2 separate regions of the Homo sapiens genome follow, and region 1 is linked to region 2. A link is an interaction called in ENCODE POLR2A ChIA-PET data of the cell type or tissue named here. Cell type or tissue: GM12878. All regions are shown on one strand. Links, peaks and the distances in the headings refer to the core of each region. The heading gives the core; the rest is flanking DNA.

Region 1 (4,392 bases), core at 206-4,205, 110 kb before region 2:
GAAGTGGTATCTTAATCTGGAAAACCTTCCCAACATCCTAAGTCCAGATAGTTCCTGGGAGGGGCAAACACTAACTAGGAAAAATAACGGAACTACAGAAAACCAAGCAAGAGAAAATACTTCCTCATCTCCGAAGCATCAACTGTCTAAAGACACTGAAGTAAAAGAAGGGAACGATACAGGAGTATCTTAAAGGGCTAATGGGGTATTTTTTCCATTCCCTTTTCAAACCCGAGGTGCCCATCTGGCAAATCACTGAGTAACAGGCATAACTTTTAAGAATAGGAAGTTCAGTTATGGAAAAGGCTTAAGCTAGTAAGTTCATGTGGAAGGGTGGAGAGTAAAGGTGGAATAAACAGGATATAAGTAGAACATTTTTAAGTCAAACCAAAAGAGAGAATTTATCTTTACTGCAAAGGCAAAAAAAAAATAAAAAAATAAAAAATAGCATAGTTGGTCACCTTCTGCAGTGAGGCTAGGCTGCCTATATTGGATGGAAGAAATGACTAACTGGATTCTCAAGCCGAGTGGTAGGGAGGAATTCAGCTCCAGTGTGCCCCTACCTGATCTCATTCTTTCCAGAGTTTAGGCTAAAAACAGCTTCTAGTCCAGAGGCCTTATCTTTGATATGAGGTTGAAGGGACTGAGAATGCAGGAACCATAATACTCTGTAGTAGCCATAATAATCTCAATTACAGTATTAGAGACCTAGAAAATAATGGGTACTGATTTCACTACCCCTCACCAGTTATTAGGAAGATCTTCAGACTACAGAGTTCTCTTGCTTTCCTTCCAACATCAACACCCCCTACTTATCCCCAAACAGTGACAATACCAGAATCACGTGGGCAGCAGGGCAGAGACACATGAATCTATCTCTCCCACCATGGCAGCCCCTGGGAAAGGTGGTCACACTCCACAGAGCAAAATTACTCCAAAGGGCTGGGAACAAATACAAGGAAAGCTGAATACTTTGGTTTCTAATTCACCCAGGGTGGTGATCTCACTGTCCACGTTAACTTTATAAACAAAGGGCTAATGTTGTATGCTAGCTGGACTGGGAGGGAATTAGAATTTCCATAGTCAAGGAGATATCTGACCAAACCGCTCCTGCACATCCTTAGCTTATACCCACAAATGCAAAACTGGTAATCCACGATCTCTGAAAAGCCATCAAGGGACTAAGAACAATGTTCCAGGATAGCACAGTCGCCACAGAGCCTGAGTCATCAACTAGCTTATCACTAATGACTTTATCAGATCTTAGCCACTTGGCCTTTAGGAACCAGATAGATGTGGGAATTAAGCCTTGAAAGATACTTCTCTAACAGCTCTGAAAACTCTCTCTTTTGCCTTTCACCATGACATGACACTCCAAACTTTTTTGTCCTTTCCCCCACTGCTTATGTAAGAGGCAAAGGAAAGATCTAAATGGAAAAATGAAGCAACATAAGCATGGAGAATCAGGTATTTCTACAAATAGTTTCCTTTACCAACTAATCAACAGGTGGGAAACTGAGGCTGTTTCCCCTCCCCCCACCTTCATAAAACCACCATACTGAAAAATTAATAGTTCTTTGGCTATGCTGGGGTTTGATTAAAAAGGCCACCCTCCACCCTTCATCCACAGCACAGCATTGGTTCCTAGTGTCCACAAAGACATGCACGGAAAGAACGCCAGAGTTAGCTAAAGAAATACCACAGTTTATTGAAGACTACAAATATTTTTGTTACAAGTTGAAACTACATGCCTTCCAGAAATCAAAAGCAACAGCAGGTGTGTGCATTGATGCTTCGAAGGTGCTGCACCGCTTGAACTTGAAATGGGTAAGACAGGGTCAGACACATGGGGGAGAGGGAAATGGGGGAGGGGCAAGTTCAAAAGCCCAGAAGGTATCCACCAACTCATTTCCCCAAGCCACGCAGGCCATGGCCTCAGCTCAGCAGGCTCTCCTCAGTGGTCTGGTTTCTGAAACAAGACTTCAGTGCAAATTTATACACACACACAAAACACAGCCCCCAGCCTTGGGCCAAATTAGCTCTCAGCCGTCCAGAAATGCTTGTAAGGGGGTGGATATTTTCTTCCTAAAAGGAATCAAATACATAAAAATAAATGAATGGAATGACAAAAGCCCTTTGTGGGGTTGGGAACTGGGGGTTCTCAAGGGCTGATATAATACGTTTCTGAATTCTGAAGGGAGGCAAGAAGGTGGGATTTCTAGAATCAGGTATGCCAATTCTCTTATATTATCCATCACCTACCTCTTAAAATTCGTGAACCTGGTCCAACTAAGACTTCAACCTAATGTCCTCAGAAAGGGGCCACCACTCCAAGTCAAAAGGCTTATAATCCTCCCCACCAAGATTTAGGGTGAACCTTGCTCAATGACAGGGGTGGCCACAAGGAGTCTATGTATTAAATCTCAATGGGGCTTCTCAGGATTTGTTTAATTTAACTCATGACCCACTCTAACTCATGCAGCACAGTTCAAAGCTCCACTTGGCTATCAGTTCCTAGCCCTTACTGCCTTCTGTGCTCTTCCCAATTATTGAAAACTGTGGGCAACTGACCCACCCAGAGCCCACATAAGGGTGAAAAACACATGCTGCTCTATCCAAATCACCATGAAACTGTAACTGAGCTGACAGCTTTGAAGGACAACCCCCATCCCCAACCCTAAGCAATCAGAGAAACCTACTCCTCCCCTATTCATCTACAAGTCGCTGAAAAGGTACAATTATATTATTCAAAGATTCCTTCTCACTCCCTGTCCTCCAAAAGTAGAGCACAGATGTCAGGTATGGAAGCAAGGGAGAGGCTGAGTATCTTTTAGGTAAGTACCCATCCAGAGGATTCCTACAATTCCCTCCCTGCCATCACATATGCAAAAAGACTTGCAAAGAGACCAGCCATACAAATGAAGGAACCTAAAGGCCCAACTCTCCCAGTCCAATTCCCACTCTATTAAGTATGGTCACGCCTACTCCTTTTTCTCCACAGTTTAGGTCTTCTAGCTAGGGAATAAAAAAGGACACATAAGAAAAGTAGTGCTACAAAGTGATTTAAGCCAAACCTATCGTAGGCTGCTAGCTATGAACCCATTTAATCCTTCTACTCAGTGAATACACCCCCCTTTTGTACTATCAGTGCCATACATACTATTAACACTTGCCTCCACTGACATTTCAGCAAAATCTTGGGGCTCCTTGCCCTACTTCCACCCACACTTTTGGCCAACCAACATATTCTAAAAACCAACACATACTCTTGGGCATTCCCGTCACAAATAGTGGACACATGTCCTAGTATCAAGCTCCTCTGTTGGTGCTGCTCCCACAGATACCCAAGTCAGCCAAGCATTAACAATCATACCTGGGGCAGCGGCACACCCTCACCAATCCCATTTTCTCAAGCACCAAGTCTTCCTCCCTGAAATTTATCCAATAACACCCCACAGATAACACCGAGCCAGAGACAAGGTCAGCTTACCAGTGTTGTATCCATGAGACCCATATCCACTCGGCTGTTGGAAAGGGGTGGCCGATGCATTCACACTGACATTCACACCATGCTGCTTGGAAGAGGTAGGAGCCACCTAAAGAGCAAAAAGGCCAGATTTGCAGTGACTTGGCAGCAGAATACCATCTGTCCCACTTGTCCTGCTCCAGGTACTGGCCATTCAGATGGCTACCTATCCTGATGCAAGTTGACTACAGTTTGCTTAGTGAAATTAGCTCCTTACTAACTGTTCTAGAATCTACTAATGAAGTCAAGAAATGGTAGTTTGGAGGAAGAAAAAGGGACAATGGCAGCAGGGAATGAATGAATCTGAGTGAAGCAAAGCTGTATGGTATCATATTCTCCCTTTGGCAAATTCTAAGACTAGGCAATCCCTATCCTAATTCCACCAATTCCAGCCCCATTCCCCCACCACCCTGCATCAGGCCAAAAACAGGCCAGAGGTGGAAACTGTTCCTCCTCATCCATTATTAAAGTCATTGACCCTTAAAAGCAGCTAGGATAGTGTCCAGGGCTAGGATCCTTCACCACAAGGAGTGACCAAAGCCAGGTACTCACAGGGAACACAGCAGGCCCATACTGGAAGGTGCTGGGGAGGCCCGGGACCCCTGTATAGTATGGCAGGCTGGTGTAACTGTAGCCAGGAGGCAGCGCCGGGTTCAGGAATGTCTGCTGCGTGGTATGGTGAGTCTGCGTCTGGTTCTGTTGGGGTTGGGCCAAGGTTGTGGCCGGGGCTGGGGAGGAGGCATCCCCACGGCCGAACTTTGTGAGGTCACCTGTGACAGGAGAAGCTAAATGTACCTGCCTCTTTCACCCCAATACCAATACAGAATTACCTCTTCTGATTTCACATGATTCCAGGAGATCCTGTT
Region 2 (4,392 bases), core at 133-4,132:
AATTCATTCTGATATAAAAAAATTCACAGAAGTACTAGGAAAAATGTCAAATCTTGCTCTCAGCTTAACTTCGTCTGACTTGGGACCAATTTTCCAAAGTTAAGTATCCTTAAATCAACTTTCCCAATTTTACTATTAATACAATTGTGTACATAGATGAGATTCCCAGTGGTAAGGGCCAGTCTTGGTGTCCTACTAGGAGCATCTGAATGGGAGCAAGTAGTAGGAAAGGGGTGGGATTGGGCATTTTGAAAGAGAAGTGCATGCCTAAGAGAAATTGTTCATTAATTCCTTGGACAGATATTTATTGAGTTGCCTACTTTATAAGGCATATATAAAGGTAAAAAGATGTAAGCTTGCCATTGGCATTTAAGTCCTTTTTTTTTTTTTTTTTTTTTGAGATGGAGTCTTGCTGTGTTATCCAGGCTGGAGTGCAATGGCGCGATCTTGGCTCGCTGCAACCTCCACCTCCTGGGTTCAAGCAATTCTCCTGCCTCAGCCTCCTGAGTAGCTGGGACTACAGGCATGCGCCACCACGCCTGGCTAATTTTTGTATTTTTAGTAGAGATGGTGTTTCACCATGTCGGCCAGGCTAGTCTTGAACTCCTGACCTTAAGTGATCCACCCGCCTTGGCCCCCCAAAGTGCTGGGATTACAGGCGTGAGCCACTGCACCCAGCCTTAAGTGCTTATTATAAAATTTTGTTTATGATGGTTTTGGTGATAGTGTAGTAAAGAAAGTGGTCATGACAAAGATGATGGATAGACTTGAGGTGAGAGACTTAAGTGCAATGACGTGATCTCCACTCACCGCAACCTCTGCCTCCCGGGTTCAAGCGATTATCCTGCCTCAGCCTCCCGAGTAGCTGGGATTACAGACATGTGCCACCATTCCCAGCTAATTTTGTATTTTTAGTAGAGACGTGGTTTCTCCATGTTGGTCAGGCTCATCTCGAACTCCCAACCTCAGGTGATCTGCCCGCCTCAGCCTCCCAAAGTGCTGGGATTACAGGCGTGAGCCACCACACCTGGCCTTGCCCCGCTAAATTTTTGTAATTTTTATAGAGGTAGGGGTTTCGCCATGTTGCCTAGGCTGGTCTCAAACTCCTGGAGTTAAGCAGTCCACCAACCTTGGCCTCTCAAAGTGCTGGGATTATAGCCATGAGCCAACCACACCCGGCTGAGAGCATAATTTTAGGTGAAAAAGTTCACAGGGCAGATGAAGAACTGGTTTGGACAACTGAAGTGTACCTGTAGTAATGTGGACCTGTAAATAAAAATATCTGTTATATTATTTAATAAAGTTGTATTCTCTTCACTTTAAAAGTTAAATGTTTGATATTTCTCCTAATCATTCTAAATTTACTTGTAAATCATCCAAAATAATTTCATTTATTTATTATTTATTTTTATTTTTTGGGACAGGGTTTCACTCTGTCACCCAGGCTGGAGTTCAGTGGCACAAACATGGCTCATTGCAGCTATGACCTCCTGGGCTCAAGTGATCCCCCTACTTCAGCCTCCTGAGTAGCTGGGACTACAGGGGGGCACCACCAGGCCTGGCTAGTTTTTTTATTTTTTGTAAGACTATGGTAGTGGGGTTGCTCAGGCTGGTCTTGAACTCCTGGGCTCAAGCAATCCTGCCTCAGCTTCCCAAAGTGTTGAGCTTATAGGCTTGGGCCATTGTACTGGGCAGTTTTTTTTCTTTATGGTCAATGGCCTTATATTGAAAAGTTTTCTAGGCTGGGCACGGTGGCTCACGCCTGTAATCCCAGCACTTTGAGAGGCCAAGGCGGGTGGATCACCTGAGGTCAGGAGGTCGAGACCAGCCTGGCCTACATGGTGAAACCCCGTCTCTACTAAAAATACAAAAATTAGCTGGGCGTGGTGATGGGCACCTGTAATTCCAGCTACTTGGGAGGCTGAGGCAGGAGAATCACTTGGACCCGGGAGGTGGAGGTTGCAGTGAGCCTAAATGGCATCATTGCACTCCAGCCTGGGCGACAAGAGCAAAACTCCTTCTCAGGAAAAAAAAAAAAGAGAAGTTTTCTGCTGTTGAAGTAGTCAGATGAGTAAGCATTGTGTGCACAAGACTTTTCCTTTTTTATGTAAGGTCACAGCTGCTTGTGTTTGCCATTGTGCTACACATTTCTCTACTGAAAAGGGGGCTTTAATTTCTCATTTGACAAGTGCTAGATTACTCAGTGCCTGATTATCAAGTTACGGATTACCTAAGATTACCATCCCTCCCTTCCTTCCTTCCTTCACCATCCTGGAACACTTCCTTAGTGGTAATTCTACCAGCAGATCCTGTGAGATTTCAACTTACCTTGTTGTTTTTTGTTCATAGACCCCCATGTCTTTGTCTTTAATTATTTTAACTTGGGGTTCTGTTTGTCAGTTAAATGTTAATCAAGTAGAAGGCTAACTTAATTTTAAAACTTTTTAATTTAAAAATGATTTTAGATTTACAAAAGAGATGTAAAGATAATACAGAAAGTTCCCATATACCCTTTACCTAGTTTGCTCTAATGTTTCACTAATCTTCTCTAGGATTCAATTAAAGATACACATTGCTAAACTAAATTGTCATGTTTCCTTTGTCTCCTCCAATCTGTGAGTTTCTCAGTCACTTTTTTCTCTTGAGACAAAGTCTGTCTCTGTCACCAAGGCTGGAGTGCACTGGCACTATCTGGGCTCACTGCAACCTTTGCTTCCCGGTATCAAGTGATCTGCCCACCCTAACCTCCCCAGTAGCTGGGACTGCAGGCACACGCCACCATGCCCAGCTAAGTTTTGTAAAGATGGGGTGTCACCATGTTCAGCCTTTTAGTCACTTTTGATGCTTTTTTTTTTTTCTGAGACCGAGTCTTGCTCTGTCGCCCAGGCTGGAGTGCAATGGTGCAATCTCGGCTGACTGCAACCTCCGTCTCCCGGGTTCAAGCGATTCTCCTGCCTCAGCCTCCTGAGTAGCTGGGATTACAGGCACGCACCACCATGCCTGGCTAATTTTTTGTATTTTAATAGAGACAGGGTTTCGCCATGTTGGCCATGTTGGCCGGGCTGGTCTCGAACTCCTGACCTAGTGATCCACCCACCTCGGCCCCCCAGAGTGCTGGGATTACAGGTGTGAGCCACCGTGCCTGGCCTTGACACTTAAAGAGTGTTGGGTGGCCAGGCACGGTGGCTCACCTCTGTAATCCCAGCACTTTGGGAGGCCGAGGCGGGTGGATTACGAGGTCAGGAGTTTGAGACCAGGCTTGCCAACATGGTGAAACCCCATCTCTACTAAAAATACAAAAAATTAGCCAGGCATGGTGGTGTGTGCCTGTAATCCCAGCTACTCTGGAGGCTGAGGGACGAGGATTGCTTGAACCCCAGAACCCCAGAGGCAGAGGTTGCAGTGAGTTGGATTGCACCACTGCATTGCGACAGAGAGAGACTTTGTCTCAAAGACAAACAAACAAACAAACAGTGTTGGGCCAAGGGCACTAGCTCCGGAGGCCTGTAATCCCAGCACTCTGAGAGGCTGAGGCAGGAGGAACACTTGAGCCCAGGAGTTCAAGACCAGCCTGGGCAACATTAGCAAGACCAAGTCTCTACTAAAAAAAAAAAGAAAAAATTAGCCAGGCATGATGGTACGTGCCTGTAACCCCAGCTACTCAGGAGGCCAAGGCTGGAGGATTGCTTGAGTCCAGGAGTTTGAGGCTGCAGTGAGCCATGATCAAACTGCTGCACTCCAGAGACCTTGTTTAAAGGAAAAAAAAAAAGTACTGGTCAGATGTTGTATATAGAAAGTTTCTCAATTTGGGTTTGTCTAACTTTTTCTCATGATTAGCCTGGGGTTATGATTTTCAGGGAAAAAACCCACATAGAATTGAAGGGCCCTTCCCATTGCATTATTTCATGGGGTTCATGATATCAGCATGATTTATCACTGGTGGTGGTAACCTTGATCACTTGGTTAAGGTGGTGGTATCTGTCAGGTTTCTCCACTGTAAAGCTACCATTTTCCCCTTTGTATATGCTATTCATTAAAAGGGGTCATGAAGCCTAGCCCACAATTTAAAGGAAGGGGAATTGGCCTGGACAACAAAGTGAGACCCTGTCTCTACAAAAAACTAAAAAATTAAAAATTAGCCAGGTGCGGTGGCATGCGCCTATAATCCCAACCACTCAGGAGGCTGAGGTGGGAGGATCACTTGAGCCCAGGAGTTCGAGGCTGCAGTGAGCTATGATTGTGCCACTGCTCTCCAGCCTCGGTGACAGAGTGAGACCCTGTTTTTAAAAAAGCAAAACAAAAATAAAGGAAGGAGAAGTGACCTTTGCCTCTTGGAAGGAGGAGTGCCAAAGGATTTGTGCACATGTATTAACCACTGCAATAACTAATAAA

The links. Peaks named below come from ENCODE experiments on the same cell type or tissue, not always from the same donor. Only the 100,000 strongest peaks of a DNase experiment are listed, where the experiment ranks them.
Region 1: POLR2A ChIA-PET joins it to region 2 with 5 read pairs; 8 of 35 experiments call an interaction of 5 or more read pairs at or near these places.

The regions. Positions count from the first base shown.
Region 1 is chr1:154,260,796-154,265,187 of GRCh38, reverse strand. It overlaps UBAP2L (ubiquitin associated protein 2 like), which reads right to left. Exons shown (of 27, transcript NM_014847.4): 23 at 4,079-4,296; 24 at 3,491-3,596. Among named protein-coding and RNA genes, the nearest start is that of SNORA58B, 3.3 kb to the right of the region's middle. In GM12878, for the core only: no CTCF peak of the experiment used is centred there; no DNase peak of the experiment used is centred there.
Region 2 is chr1:154,146,734-154,151,125 of GRCh38, reverse strand. All of the region lies in intron 2 of NUP210L (nucleoporin 210 like), which reads left to right. Among named protein-coding and RNA genes, the nearest start is that of NUP210L, 6.1 kb to the left of the region's middle. In GM12878, for the core only: no CTCF peak of the experiment used is centred there; a DNase peak (open chromatin) is centred at 2,255.